2 separate regions of the Homo sapiens genome follow, and region 1 is linked to region 2. A link is a loop called in an ENCODE intact Hi-C map of the cell type or tissue named here. Cell type or tissue: left ventricle myocardium inferior. All regions are shown on one strand.

What was found. Hi-C counts contacts between places; a loop is a spot of excess contacts. Peaks named below come from ENCODE experiments on the same cell type or tissue, not always from the same donor. Only the 100,000 strongest peaks of a DNase experiment are listed, where the experiment ranks them.
Region 1: it touches region 2 in a loop (3-fold over the local background); 27 of 110 quality-filtered maps call a loop at or near these places.

The regions. Positions count from the first base shown.
Region 1 is chr9:35,371,856-35,379,855 of GRCh38, forward strand. It overlaps UNC13B (unc-13 homolog B), which reads left to right. Exons shown (of 40, transcript NM_001371189.2): 14 at 3,272-3,346; 15 at 4,173-4,392; 16 at 5,613-5,840; 17 at 6,440-6,581. Among named protein-coding and RNA genes, the nearest start is that of RUSC2, 110 kb to the right of the region's middle. RefSeq lists an enhancer at 1,416-1,968. In left ventricle myocardium inferior, no CTCF peak of the experiment used is centred here; no DNase peak of the experiment used is centred here.
Region 2 is chr9:35,121,776-35,129,775 of GRCh38, forward strand. No RefSeq gene overlaps it. Among named protein-coding and RNA genes, the nearest start is that of ATOSB, 9.9 kb to the left of the region's middle. In left ventricle myocardium inferior, no CTCF peak of the experiment used is centred here; no DNase peak of the experiment used is centred here.

The DNA.
Region 1 (8,000 bases), 250 kb after region 2:
CAGTTGCCTCTGAAAGTTTTCATGCCCTTTCGAGCCTTTAACATCATGTTGTTCTTTTCTCTGCTGTCCTCTACGCAGGCTATGGTGAGTGTCTCCAGAGCCCTTTCTCATCCTCTTTAAAAGTCTGCATCCCTGGCTGGTTGCAGTGGCTCATGCCTGTAATCCCAGCACTTTGGGAGGCTGAGGCGGGCGGATCACAAGGTCAGGAGTTCGAGACTAGCCTGACCAACATAGTGAAACACTGTTTCTACTAAAAATACAAAAAAATTAGCCAGCCGTGGTGGCGAGTACCTGTAATCTCAGCTACTTGGGAGGCTGAGGCAGGAGAATCGCTTGAACCCGGGAGGCGGAAGTTGCAATGAGCTGAGATCGCACCACTGCACTCCTGCCTGGGCGACAGTGCAAGACTCTGTCTCCAAACAAACAAACAAACAAACAAAATCCTCATCCCAAATCACTTGGGCCCTTCCCAGCTGTTCCTCCTGCTTAGGCTGATATTATGACTTCTGCCTTCTCAGCGTCCTCTGCCTTTAGGAAACCATGTGCCTCTCCAGGGGCTGCCCCTAAAGCTTGGGCTTGGCAGATACATGGGCCCTGTGCAAGAGTGTGGCTAGCAAGGCAGCCCCAGCTCTCAGACTTAACTCTCTGGGCTTGGCAGATACATGGGGCCCCTGTGCAAGAGTGTGGCTAGCAAGGCAGCCCCAGCTCTCAGACTTAACTCTCTGGGCTTGGCAGATACATGGGGCCCCTGTGCAAGAGTGTGGCTAGCAAGGCAGCCCCAGCTCTCAGACTTAACTCTCTGGGCTTGGCAGATACATGGGGCCCCTGTGCAAGAGTGTGGCTAGCAAGGCAGCCCCAGCTCTCAGACTTAACTCTCTGGGCTTGGCAGATACATGGGCCCCTGTGCAAGAGTGTGGCTAGCAAGGCAGCCCCAGCTCTCAGACTTAACTCTCTGTGCTTGGCAGATACATGGGGCCCTGTGCAAGAGTGTGGCTAGCAAGGCAGCCCCAGCTCTCAGACTTAACTCTCTGGGCTTGGCAGATACATGGGGCCCCTGTGCAAGAGTGTGGCTAGCAAGGCAGCCCCAGCTCTCAGACTTAACTCTCTGGGCTTGGCAGATACATGGGCCCTGTGCAAGAGTGTGGCTAGCAAGGCAGCCCCAGCTCTCAGACTTAACTCTCTGTGCTTGGCAGATACATGGGGCCCTGTGCAAGAGTGTGGCTAGCAAGGCAGCCCCAGCTCTCAGACTTAACTCTCTGGGCTTGGCAGATACATGGGGCCCCTGTGCAAGAGTGTGGCTAGCAAGGCAGCCCCAGCTCTCAGACTTAACTCTCTGGGCTTGGCAGATACATGGGGCCCTGTGCAAGAGTGTGGCTAGCAAGGCAGCCCCAGCTCTCAGACTTAACTCTCTGTGCTTGGCAGATACATGGGGCCCTGTGCAAGAGTGTGGCTAGCAAGGCAGCCCCAGCTCTCAGACTTAACTCTCTGGGCTTGGCAGATACATGGGCCCCTGTGCAAGAGTGTGGCTAGCAAGGCAGCCCCAGCTCTCAGACTTAACTCTCTGTGCTTGGCAGATACATGGGGCCCTGTGCAAGAGTGTGGCTAGCAAGGCAGCCCCAGCTCTCAGACTTAACTCTCTGGGCTTGGCAGATACATGGGGCCCTGTGCAAGAGTGTGGCTAGCAAGGCAGCCCCAGCTCTCAGACTTAACTCTCTGGGCTTGGCAGATACATGGGGCCCCTGTGCAAGAGTGTGGCTAGCAAGGCAGCCCCAGCTCTCAGACTTAACTCTCTGGGCTTGGCAGATACATGGGGCCCTGTGCAAGAGTGTGGCTAGCAAGGCAGCCCCAGCTCTCAGACTTAACTCTCTGGGCTTGGCAGATACATGGGGCCCCTGTGCAAGAGTGTGGCTAGCAAGGCAGCCCCAGCTCTCAGACTTAACTCTCTGGGCTTGGCAGATACATGGGGCCCCTGTGCAAGAGTGTGGCTAGCAAGGCAGCCCCAGCTCTCAGACTTAACTCTCTGGGCTTGGCAGATACATGGGGCCCCTGTGCAAGAGTGTGGCTAGCAAGGCAGCCCCAGCTCTCAGACTTAACTCTCTGGGCTTGGCAGATACATGGGGCCCTGTGCAAGAGTGTGGCTAGCAAGGCAGCCCCAGCTCTCAGACTTAACTCTCTGGGCTTGGCAGATACATGGGGCCCTGTGCAAGAGTGTGGCTAGCAAGGCAGCCCCAGCTCTCAGACTTAACTCTCTGGGCTTGGCAGATACATGGGGCCCCTGTGCAAGAGTGTGGCTAGCAAGGCAGCCCCAGCTCTCAGACTTAACTCTCTGGGCTTGGCAGATACATGGGGCCCCTGTGCAAGAGTGTGGCTAGCAAGGCAGCCCCAGCTCTCAGACTTAACTCTCTGTGCTTGGCAGATACATGGGCCCTGTGCAAGAGTGTGGCTAGCAAGGCAGCCCCAGCTCTCAGACTTAACTCTCTGGGCTTGGCATATACATCGGGCCCTGTGCAAGAGTGTGGCTAGCAAGGCAGCCCCAGCTCTCAGACTTAACTCTCTGGGCTTGGCAGATACATGGGGCCCCTGTGCAAGAGTGTGGCTAGCAAGGCAGCCCCAGCTCTCAGACTTAACTCTCTGGGCTTGGCAGATACATGGGGCCCCCTATGCAAGAGTGTGGCTAGCAAGGCAGCCCCAGCTCTCAGACTTAACTCTCTGTCCTGCTTGATTTGACTGAGGCTTCAATGCCCTTTTCACTTGCCAAGTGCCCTACTTGTAGGCCTGCTGGCCTCTGCAGCCATCCAGGGATTATGTGGGCTTGGGGAGGTGCCAAGGTATAGAGGTTAGCATGGAATCATTTTTCTCCATAATGGCTCTTGAATGTGACTCTGACAGAGTTGTGTGTCTCTATTATTCTTAATTACCTGTTTCCTACTATAGTTCTAAGCTTTTCATTTTCCTTTGCCTTCCCATAAACAAGGAGTTTCTGTGGGGTAGGACACTAAGAAGAGTGAAAGAAAAAGAAACTCTTTGGATGATAGATACCCTGAAGAAAGTGCTGTTCTAACATAGTTAGAGCAGCCCCCTGAGGGCCTTGGGTTTTGCATCTTAACCTGGGACACTTGTCACCTGTTAGGGCGGTTGCTGTGAGTGACAATAAAAATAGAAAGTACTGTAGTAAGCTATAGTCAAGTGGCTTTGGTCACTGAAGCTCCCTCCCCCAGACTTTGCCAGCCCTTGGCAGTGGTCAGGGCTAACAGCAGATCTTCCCTGACAGTCACTGGTCCAGTCTCGGAAGGCAGGAATCACTTCTGCAATGGCTACACGCACTTCTCTTAAGGACGAAGAGCTGGTAAGTGTCCCAAGTGCTTTCGTAAGTCCACTGGCCTCAGGACTGGTGATCATCTCTGTAGCCATGCTATTAATAATTGGGAATTCTGGGAATTCAAGAGTGCTGGACACACATTGCTGATGAAAAAGATAGATAGCATCAGGTGTTAGTTTTCCACACTGGGAAAGACTCTAAGCAAGTCTAGATCAGAGAGTAAGCCCAAGTCTCATGTTGAAGGGTGTGACCACTGAACTCAAGGTTTTATGATGGACCTAGTACCTTCTGTTTTCTTAGAAAGCGTGAATGCTGGAACAAGGCTCGGATCCAGCATCAGGTCCAACCTGTGTTGGACAACCAGAAGCACACTATATTGTGGGCCTCATTCTGCTATGCTGGGCTCTGGGCTGGGCCAGGATAGAGCATCTTCTTCATTGCCAGAGGAGACACGAAATCAAGGTCCTGATTGTCCCACAGGGTCTCAGTTCTGGTATCTCCCTGCAGAACCCAAAAGTCATGGGGACCAGGCATGTTGGCTTATGCCTGTAATCCCAGCACTTTGGGAGGCCAAGGCAGGTGGATCACTTGAGGTCAGGAGTTCGAGACAAGCCTGACCAACATGGTGAAACCCTGTCTCTACTAAAAATACAAAAATTAGCTGGGCATGGTAGCATGTGCATGTAATCCCAGCTACTTGGGGGCCAAGGCAGGAGAATTGCTTGAACCTGGGAGGTGGAGGTTGCAATGAGCCGAGATCATACCACTGCACTCCAGCCTGGGCAACAGAGCAAGACTCTGTCTCAAAACAAACAAAAAACAAAAATCATGGGATGGGGTATGTGTCTTTCAGAAATCCCACGTGTATAAGAAAACCCTGCAGGCCTTAATCTACCCCATTTCGTGCACCACTCCTCATAACTTTGAGGTCTGGACGGCCACTACCCCAACCTACTGCTATGAGTGTGAAGGCCTGCTCTGGGGCATTGCCCGGCAGGGCATGCGCTGCAGCGAATGTGGAGTCAAGTGCCATGAGAAGTGCCAGGATCTGCTCAATGCTGACTGCCTGCAGCGTGAGTGCCCTGCGGGATGAGGGGCGGGGAGTGGGGCAGCAGGGGCTTTCCAAAATAGTCTGCAGCAAAGAGCTGGGATGGCTGAACCAATCATTCCCCCAGTCCACCTGATTCTGAAACCCTATCCATTTCAGAGAAGGTAGGATTCTGAATCAAGGGGCATTGCCTTTCCAAATAACAGGTCTTACACTACCTTCTTAAGCACCTTTAGGAAAAATTCTTTGAGCTTTCTGTGGTAGTGTAGCTAGAATCTTATAGGATTCAGTTGATCCCAGAGACTGAGCTTTGTAGTGTATACAGCACAGCGGCCTTATTGTCCAAATGACAAAAGCATCAGGATCTGAGGCTAATGAGAGGAAAGAAATAGAGTTTTGTGGGGTTCCAGGCCCCACAGAGGAACCTCCTAAAGCCTAGAATCTAGGACTCAGGGAAGGCAGCATTCATTACTTGTTTTTAGACAATAGTGCCAGAAATAGAAATGTCAAATGAATCTGGTAGAGGTCCAAGAGGAGAGTATACCAGACCCCCAGGGCCTTGGCTAAATATATGACTTGTCCTGCCATGATGGAGTGGGGACAATAGGAGCAGGAAAAGCAACAAGTTCTTGTTAGAGGAAATGGTAGCGCTCAAAGTTCATATCTCCTTGCTCCCCTCCTGCTGGCCTTGCACTCACTGTGGCTGGACCCCAGGAAAAGCAGGGGTGAAGGAAGTGGGAAACTATTTTCCTGCCCTCCAGACCTCCCAGGTATTACCCACAAGCCAAGCTGTAGCACTGAAAGCTTTAAAGATTGTGCTAGGAGAAGGGAAGGTCACCTCTAGACCCACAAGTACTTCATTATCCCAAGGACAGCTATGACATATAAAAGGGGACCAGGGAGAGGCCTTGAGCAATTATTCATGGAAAATGTCCTTTGAAGAGCCTCAAATTGGTGCCAATGGCAAGGCTAGGTTAGACGTGAAGAGACAGGTAGGACAGAGTCAGCGGAAGAGATGGGCTCTGAAAAGACTGCCTGAAGACAAATGCTAGTAATGACTTGGCCAAAATCCATCATGAAGGGGTGGCAAGTGCAGGTGCCAGAGGGCCCTTGCTTAATTGCTGAGAACTAGCAACCAGGCTGGCTGCATAGTTTCTCCACTGCTCTGCAGCCTCTCCCAGGCCCCATTCCTCAGCTCAACCCTTGGTCTGGTAGGTGACCTGTTGTGTTCCTGGCCACCTTCAGGGGCTGCAGAAAAGAGCTGTAAACATGGAGCTGAGGACCGGACCCAGAACATTATCATGGCCATGAAGGACCGCATGAAGATCCGAGAGCGAAATAAGCCAGAGATCTTTGAAGTTATCCGGGACGTCTTCACAGTGAACAAAGCTGCCCATGTGCAGCAGATGAAAACAGTGAAGCAGAGTGTACTGGATGGCACCTCCAAATGGTCAGCCAAGATCACCATTACTGGTGAGCAGGCCACAGTTTGAGGGGACAGGAAGGCCTGGGCTATGGGGAGGAGACTGGGGAAGAAACATCCTGAGCGTGAGGGAGCAAGGGATTAGGGAGAAAGAAAAAGGAAATCACTGGGAAGGAAAGGCCTCTTTATTAATCACTTCTCCTTACCTAGACCCTGGTGCCGGAGAGGCAAGATTGCTATCTGCAAACAACATGAACCATAATACAAGGATTTGCTAACAACCTAACGCTGTAGACTTGGCTAACAGTTTGATATTATAAGAGGTGGGGGGAGGGGGAAGGGGAAGGGCAGGGGACCAGGGAGTAGCTAACCAGTGGTTTGCTAACTGGGTGGGGCTGAAGCATGTATATATCAGAGGGTGTAAAGATCAATATAGAGATAAGTGGTCAGTTAGGGCTTGGGTAGGGAGATGGGATGCTTGGGCTTTAAGGGAAAGGCTGGTGGCCCAGGACAAAGAATAAATATGGAGGAATGGGATTACGGTATCTGTGCAAGGAGCATAGACTGCTCTAAGATGGAAAGCATATGAGTAGTGTTGTGGGGGGCTTCTGAACGACTCTGAAGCCTCCTATACATGCTTGGGTTGCAGTGGTGTGTGCCCAGGGCCTACAAGCCAAGGACAAAACAGGATCCAGTGACCCTTACGTGACTGTGCAAGTCAGCAAAACTAAGAAGCGTACCAAGACCATTTTTGGAAACTTGAATCCTGTTTGGGAGGAGAAGTTCCATTTGTAAGTCACAGAGAGCTTTGTCTTACCTGGGACTGTGTGTATTGGGGGAGCAGGATCACATCCTGCCATTCTGGGCTTGAGCTTGAAGATTGGGCAAAGGCAGGGGAGAAAACTCATTTCTCGCATGCTTCGTTCAGACATCAGCCATTCTTTCTCTGGTTTTCTTCTCATGAGCTGTTGTGTCAGGATTACTGTGCCCATGCCCTGTCTTCACCAGGGCTATTAAAGGGGCCCTAGGGCACCCCATCCTGCTTTTTCTAGCAGTAGAAAGATTTTACTACTTTACTGCTCAGTGACAGAACCAGGGACTGACTGCCTTATTGTACCTCCTACCCTTGCCTAGGAAGGTACAGTAGGGTTAGGCTCTCATAAGGAAGGCTCTTATAAGGAGTGGGGAGGGAGTGTCCTTGTCCTAAAACTGGGTAATTCTGGCTTAAAAGTGGAAATCTGGGTTCTGAAGAAGATGCTGTTTCCCATAAAGATAGTGTTTCTTCCTGCCTCAGCTTCTACACTCACTCATTTTTTTATTATCTCACTTTCTTACAAACTATTTCTTATGACAGTAAAGGATGGTTATTGAAAAATGGCAAACTAATGTCTGAGAATCCACATGCTTTGTCGCTCCCTAATAAGGCCTAGGGTCAGGATTTTGGATTTGAATCAGCCAAGCAGGCTGGCTATGTAGAGGCCTCCTTCTGTTGGCTCCTCAGAAGATTCAGAAAGGGATTAAGGCCAGCGTGGTGGCTCACACCTGTAATCCCAGCACTTTGGGAGGCTGAGGCAGGCAGATCACCTGAGGTCAGGAGTTCCAGACCAGACTGGCCAACATGGCAAAACCCCATCTCTATTAAGAATACAAAAATAAGCCAGGCATGGTGGCAGGTGCCTGTAGTCCCAGCTTACTCGGGAGGCTGAGGGAAGAGAATCCCCTGAACCTGGGAGGCAGACGTTGCAGTGCACCAAGATCATGCCACTGTACTCCAGCCTGGTGACAGAGTGAGACTCCGTCTAAAAAAAGAAAAGAAAAAAAAAAGGGATTAGGATATAGTAAAATTCATCTCTAATCCAGAGATAATATTAATAGCTACCAGGAGAAACACCTGTTTGAGAATCTGAATAGTTCCTGCTTGAATTCTTCTTATGACTAATTTAAAATGAACTAGCTCTTGGTCATTTTTGCCCACTTTTAGTAAACAGTTTATTAAGCTCATATTCTGTACAAGACACTATACATAATACAGTGTATCCAAAAATGAATAGAACAATCCCTGGCTTCAAGAAGCTCCTTGTTGATTTGTCTATTATCTTCTCACAGAGCAGTGGTTATACTGTAATATTTTAATGGAATGTGGAAAGATAACATAAGAACATAGGGAAAGTAAGAGCACATTTTGCCAGTTACAACTTTTGGGTGAAACA
Region 2 (8,000 bases):
AATATAATTATTTCTTTATTTCCTGCCCTCCCCAAATTTCTTATGGAAGGCATCTGTATGAGTAGCAGGCATTACCGAATATTTGGGGGTAATATAAGGAAAAAATATACCTATATAAACAAGTCAAAATTGAATATTTGGACATCAATGTTCTTTAAATATGTGTGTGTATATATATTTTATTTATATATATATTTTATATATATATAAAATAGATATAAAAAATATGGCTTTTTTTTGAGACAGAATCACGCTCTGTTGCCTAGGTTGGAATGCAGTGGTGTGATTCCAGCTCACTGCAACCCCCACCTTCTGGGTTCAAGTGATTCTCCTGCCTCAGGCTCCTGAGTATCTGGGATTACAGGTGCCTACCACCACACCCAGCTAATTTTTTGTATTTTTAGTAGAGATGGGGGTTTCGCCATGTTGGCCAGGCTGGTCTCGAACTCCTGGCCTCAAGTATTCCACCCACCTAGACCTCTCAAAGTGCTAGGATTACAGGCATGAGCCACTGCACCCGGCCATTCTTTAAATATATTTTATTTGTTTGTTTGTTTTCCGAGATAGAGTCTTGCTCTGTCACCCAGGCTGGAGTGCAGTGGCACGATCTAGGCTCACTGCAACCTCTGCCTCCTGGGTTCAAGCAATTCTCCTGCCTCGGCCTCCCAAGTAGCTGGGATTACAGGTGCCCGCCACCACGCCCAGCTAATTTTTGTATTTTTAGTAGAGACGGGGTTTCACCATGTTGGCCAGATTGGTCTCGAACTCCTGACCTCATGATCCGCCTGCCTTGGCCTCCCAAAGTGCTAGGATTATAGGCATGAGCCACGGTGCCCAGCCTCTTTAAATATTTTTAAAAGTCCTTCAGCCATTCCATAATATAACTTTCCAAGAGGTTCTCTTTGTCCGCTGCCTAGACAGAGCAGATTTCTCAAAACAGGGGAACTGCAATAGAGAAAGAGTAATTCACACAGAGCCAGCTGTGTGGGAGACTGGAGTTTTATTATTACTCAAATCAGCCTCCCCAAATATTCTGGGAGCAGAGTTTTAAGGACAACTTGATGGGCAGGGGGAAGCCAGTGAGCTGGGTGTGCTGACTGGTCAGGGATGAAATCACAGGGAGTCAAAGCTGTCCTCTTGCACTGAGTCCGTTCCTGGGTGGAGCCACAAGATCAGATGAGCCAGTTTATCCATCTGGGTGGTGCCAGCTGATCCATCAAGTGCAGGGTCTGCAAAATATCTCAAGCACTGATCTTAGGAGCAGTTTAGGGAGGGTCAGAATCTTTTAATCTCCAGCTGCATGACTCCTAAACCATGATTTCTGATCTTGTGGCTAATGTTAGTCCTACAAAGGCAATCTAGTACCCAGGCAAGAAGGAGGTCTGCTTTGGGAAAGGGCTGTTACCATCTTTGTTTTAAACTATAAACTAAGTTTCTCTCAAAGTTAGTTCAGCCTACACCCAGGAATGAACAAGCAGAGCTTGGAGGTTAGAAGCAAGATGGAGTTGATTAAGTTCGATCTCTTTCAATGTGTGTCATAATTTTGCAAAGGTGGTTTTAATATTTTTTACCCCTTTTCTTATTATTCTCACCCACGTCTCTCTATTCCCAGTACTTAATCACACCAAGTAATTTCTCCACACACATTTCTTCTAGGAGTTATATTTGCATATCAAAAAGGGTCACTTTTGCTGGGCAGGGTGGTTGACAACTGTAATCCCAGCACTTTGGGAGGCTGAACTGGGAGGGTCATCTGAGCCCAGGAGTTTGAGACCAGCTTGGGCAATATAGTGAGACCTCATCTCTATAAAAAATTAAAAAAATTAGCTGCATGGTTGCACGCACCTGTAGTCCCCTCTACTTGGGAGGCTGTATTTCAAATGGAGCAGAATTATAAATATGTGTCACTAAGGAGAGGCCTCAATTTTGCCTCAGGAGAGGCTGTAAAAGGCATAAGAACACTTGATACCTGCCCTGTTGCACCCTCTCATGATTTGGAATTACAGGCCACTAGCCTACAGGTATCAGGCTGCAAAGTACAAGCATACCCTTTGTATCTGTTTATTCCAAACCCCAGTGAACACCAGTTTAGCGCCCAGAATGGTTTGAGCAATTAAAGAATCCCGTCTTAATATTTGTTGGTAAACTAGCCCCAAATACATTATTGATTTTTTTTTTTTTTTGAGACGGAGTCTTGCTCTGTCACCCAAGCTGGGGTGCAGTGGTGCAATCTCGGCTCACTGCAAACTCCGCCTCCTGGGTTCACGCCATTCTCCTGCCTCAGCCTCCAGAGTAGCTGGGACTACAGGCACCTGCCACCGCGCCCAGCTAATTTTTTTGTATTTTTTTTAGTAGAGACGGGGTTTCACCATGGTCTTGATCTCCTGACCTCATGATCCGCCCGCCTCGGCCTCCCAAAGTGCTGGGATTACAGGCGTGAGCCACCGCGCCTGGACTACATTATTGATTGTAGCAGCCAAAAAAGTGTGTCCAAGGAAAATAAGCTTGCTTAAGACAATTTGCCTTTTGGTGATAACAGTTGCTTGTAGAGCTGAGGACATTGGGAGTGTAAGGATAAATAAAAGTTATTTTCTCCATTTATAAAGGGCAAATAAACCATTTCCTCTCTCTCCTTTCATTTTTTTCTCCTTTTCTTTCTTCCTTTCTTTTTCTTTTTTTTTTTTTTGAGTCAGGGTCCTGCTCTGTCACCCAGACTGGAGTGCAGTGGCACAATCATGGTTCACTGCAGCAGACTCAACCTCCCAGGCTCAAGGGATCCACTTGGCTCGGCTTCCTGAATAGCTGGGATGATAGCCCTGTGCCACTAAGCCCAGCTAATTAAAAATATATATATTTATTTTTTGGCTGGGTGCAGTGGCTTGTGCCCGTAATCCCAGCACTTTGGGAGGCCAAGGCAGGTGGATCACTTGAAATCAGGGGGTTGAGACCAGCCTGGCCAACATGGTGAAACCCCATCTCTACTAAAAATACAAAAATTAGCTGGGCATGATGGTGCGTGCCTGTAATCCCAGCTACTTGGGAGGCTGAAGCAGGGGAATCACTTGAACCCAGGAGGCGGAGGTTGCCTTGAGCTGCGATCGCACCATCGCACTCCAGCCTGGGCGACAGACCAAGACTTGGTCTCAAAAAAAAAAAAAAAAAAAATTTGTAGAGATGGGGTCTCACCATGTTGCCCAGGGCTGGTCTCAAACTCCTGGGATCAGCCTCCCAAAGTGTTGGGATTACAGGCCTGAGCCACTGCACCCAGACTCCTCTCTTAGAGTTCTTAGAGTTACTCCTTGGATACAAAATAAATTTGGGTCCTTACTCTAATATTTGGAATCTCTCTAGGGATTAAGCCTAGACTCCAGTTTTTACAATACGGATGTAACTCCAAGGTTGTGTGCCAAATGACCTCTAGATATGTAAACAAGGGTCTCTTGCTGGACGCACAGGAGATTTTTCAGGAGGCACAGTCCTTTGTCCCTTGAGGAGATATTGTTCTTTCTTCTGCTTTGCTGTATAAGTTATGTGCAATTTTGTCTTAACCTTGTAGTCATTTTCAGGCTACCTTACATGCATGTAATCTGTTATTGCTTACTCAATAAGAAATTACATTCTCTCACTCATCTATATTGACAGGGAGGAATCTTTTTGCGGCAGGATTATTTCATTTCCCCAAGAGCAATGCAATAGTCTGTTAAAAGAGAAGGCACCTGTAATCCCAGCACTTTGGGAGGCTGAGACGGGTGGATCACTTGAGGTCAGGAGTGCAAGACCAGCCTGGCCAACATGGTGAAACCACGTCTCTACTAAAAATACAAAAATTAGCCGGGCATGGTGGTGGTCACCTGTAATCCCAGCTACTCAGGAGCCTGAGGCAGGAGAATCACTTGAACCCGGGAGGTGGAAGTTGCAGTGAGCTGAGATCCTGCGATTGCACTCCAGCTTGGGTGATAGAGTGAGTGACACTCCATCTCAAAAAAAAAAAAAAAAAAAAAGCAATGATCTGAAGTGGATTTCCTTGCTCTTGATGAATGTGTGTTACCAGTACTGTTCAGCTGTTTTTTATTCAACAATTCAATGATGAATATGAAGTAAGTAAATTAGCCTCTATGAATAGTCTGCATGAAACAATTACAGGTGAAAATATTTTCAAAGAAGTTGAGAAAACACTAGTTCAGTACAACCAGAAGTGGAAATCTATTAAATTGTGTTACAACTGATGGTGGCAAAACATATGCAGAGCAGAAAAAAGTTTTAGTTCAAAAAATTTGCAAGGCTTCTTAAATTGTAATGTGTTTAATATTGTGAAAGGAAAATATCTTGGGCCCCCAAAATCACTAAGCTAAAGGAAAAATTCTAGCTGGGAACTGCACAGGGCAAATCTGCCTCCCATTCTATTCAAAATCATCCCTTTGCTCACTGAGATACACACATATTCTGTTTGCCTCCTTTGGAAAGTTTCATCAGAAACTCAAAAGAATGCAACCATTTTTCTCTCCACCTACATGTGACCTGGAAGCCCTCTCCCTGCTTCGAGTTATCCCCACCTTTCTAGACAGAACCAATGTACTTCTTTTGTATATTGATTGATGTCTCACATCTCCTTAAAATGTATAAAACTAAGCTGTGTTCTGACCACCTTGGGCATATGTCGTCAGGACTTCCTGAGGCTCTGTCATGGGAACATGTCCTTAACTTTGGCAAATAAACCTCCTAAAATGAGTGGGACTTGTCTCACCATTATTCTCGATTGACATCTGGTAGCCACAGAGGGATCCTGAGTGAAGGTGACCCGGCCTGTAGCAGCTTGCCTATTGGTGCTTGGTACTGGCTTGGGCACCTTATAGCCCAAACTGATAGGACGATTGCTGAAGTCTGGGACTTCTTTCCTCCAGGGATCCCTGATCTTCCAACGTTTTTCAGTTGGGGGCCTGAGATTTAATTGCCATTAATAAAACTCCTTTTTTGTGGGGAGTTTCCACTCACTTCCATCAAGAAAGGTGAGCCTGCCTGTTTCTCCATTGGCAAAGAGCAGTTTTCAGCTTGGGCCCCATCACTAGGTAAGATAACTGATTTGGGATTCTGTCTTGCAAATTCTTTTTAAACAACTAAAGTTAGCAATAACAACCAGTTGGTGTTAATTTCTGCTTACACTTACAGCGCTCAGAAATCATATAATTTTTGTGATCATTGTTAGTTTTGCCTGTTTTGTTGTCTGTTTATGTCTTTGTGTGTGTGTGTGTGTGTGTGTGTGTGTGTCCTTTCCCTTATTGAATTGGACTAACTCCAAACCTTCTAACTCATGAGTGTGGAATCTTCCATGCTGAAGAAATAAGAGCACCTTGCTCCCTTCAGCCTTTCAGGGCATTCTCAGGCAACTGAGAACCATGTGAGGGTGTCTGGGAGGAATACTCCCTAAGATGTGCAGCAGCTCTAAATAGGTTTCCCCTTAAGAAGAACATGCTTAGGGTCTAATCTCAGCTGGCAGGTGCATATAAGGAGCTGACCCCTCCTGCACCTTGAGCCCCTGACACACTGTGCCAGGTTGCCATGACACGGTTGGACTGATCCGGTTCAGGGGGTAAGAGCCCTGAAAAGCTAGGCCTGCAAGCAGCACATTTTGGGTCTGACACACGTCTTGACTTGGTCAAATCCAAAGGGGAACTCTAAATTATGGGGAACAAGGCCTCTGAAGTGGGAAGAAAAGAGCCAACAAAAGGAAAAAAAAAAAAAGAGGAAAGATTTTTAATGTTGACTACTAAAGAGGCTTTATTTACATAACGAGGCAACCTTTTTTGCCAGCCAGACCAAACTGAAAGAGTAATGGCTGTACTTCTGAAATAGCAGCATTTTGTCCTAGCTGAACTATGGTAATAAAATTAAAAAAAAAAATTTTAAGGACCTCAGTGGTTAAAAGTCAGCTTAATTAAAAGGCTAACATCCAAGATGTGTGTGCGTTGTTTGTATTTAAAAGGCCTTTACGTTTTTGTTTCTTTGTTTTGTTTGTTTGCTTCTTATTTGTTTTTCTCTCCTAGGACCTTGTCATTTTTTTTTTGAGCAAAAGTTTTTTTTTCTTTCTTTCTTCTCAGTTGACCGAATTCTGTTTTCACCTGATTTTTTTTTTTTTTACTGAAATAGTTGCAACAGAGTTTTTTCCCTTTTCTATTTTATTTATTTATTTATTTTTTTGAGATGGAGTCTTGCTCTGTCGCCCAGGCTGGAGTGCAGTTGCGCGATCTCGGCTCACTGCAACCTCCGCCTCCCGGATTCAAGCAATTCTCCTGCCTCAGCCTCTTGAGTAGCTGGGATTACAGGCACCTGCCATCACGCCAAGCTAATTTTCTTTTGTATTTTTAGTAGAGATGGGGTTTCACCATGTCGGTCAGGCTGGTCTTGACTCCCTGACCTCATGATCCACCCGCCTCGGCCTCCCAAAGTGCTGGGATTACAGGCGTGAGCCACCGCGCCTGGCTTTTCCCTTTTGTTAGAGAACCAGGACTCAGTGTGGACCCTGCCCGGAGCTCAGAGATTCAGTTAAAAGATAGGTAGTCCCTATCTGAATAAAATTGGTCTCCTTAGACAATCTCATGATAAATTTTCATAGTTTTATGTTTGATCTGGCTCAAAGAAAAATAAAAGTGTCTCCCTCTAGCACCACTAGACTTTTTCCTCTCTGGACTTTATGATGTAAATTTTGCTATTTAATTTTCACCTAAGTTGTTCTCTTTAATATGCAAATTTAAGGCTATTTAGCTGCCAACTACTTAGGGTTGTGAAACAGGTTATCAAAAATCTGCAAGTCTAAGATAGAAAAAAAGAGGGTCTTTATGAATCTATAAATATGTCTATGTATTTATGTGTCACATACACAATGTTTCACTACTAAAAATGTATAAAAGAGCTCTAATTAATTGGCTTAAAGAAAAATAAAAGTGCTTAAATCAAATGCATTATCAGGAAAAAAGAAAAGACTAATCAAATGCTTTTTCAAGTTTATGTAACTTAAATAAAATCTTTAATAAATAAGCTAGCTTTAACATTATTGGTAAAGTATGGCCGGGCTCGGTGGCTCATGCCTGTAATCCCAGCACTTTGGGAGGCAGAGGCGGGCGGATTATCTGAGGTCCACAGTTCGAGACCAGCCTGACAAACATGGAGAAACCCCATCTCTACTAAAAATACAAAATTAGCCGGGTGTGGTGGCGCATGCCTGTAATCCCAGCTAGTCAGGAGGCTGAGGCAGGAGAATGGCTTGAACCCGGAAGACGGAGGTTGCTGTGAGCTGAGATCGTGCCATTGCTCTCCAGCCTAGGCAACAAGAGCGAAACTCTGTTTCAAAAAAAAAAGAAAAAGAAAACATTATTGGTAGAGTAATATTAGAAATATCTTAAGAATGGCCAGGATACATTTTTGTTTGCATTTATGAATCAAGCAATTTCAAGCAAAACTTATCCCTGCCAAATACTATAAGATGTCAAAATTTGGCATAGGGGTTACAAAACTATAAACCCAGCTCAAAACAGAATGATCTATGTTTTTGCTTGTATAATTTTTAATAAAACATTAATATTGGTTTAATGACAATAACTACATCTTGAATTATTTAGTAAATTACCATAACTTCTAATCTTGTGCCTTTAGGCAGACTAGTCCGTGGGCCTTAAGGAGCTTTGTTTTGGGAAAGGACTGTTACTATCTTTGTTTCAAACCTAAACTATAAACTAACTTCCTCCCAAAGTCCGGGAATGAACAAGGACAGTTTGGAGATTAGAAGCAGGATGGAGTCAGCTAGGTCATATCTTTTTCACTGTCTCAGTTATAATTTTGCAATGGTGATTTCATAACTTTAAATCATGTCTATTGTAGTTTTCATAAATAATCTAAGTAAACAATTAAAATAATTAGGTGAATGTAATGGGCTGAATACTTGTAAACAAACTTGTCATAATTTAGAATCTTAAGTTATATTAAATTAAATAATAGGCCAGGTGCAG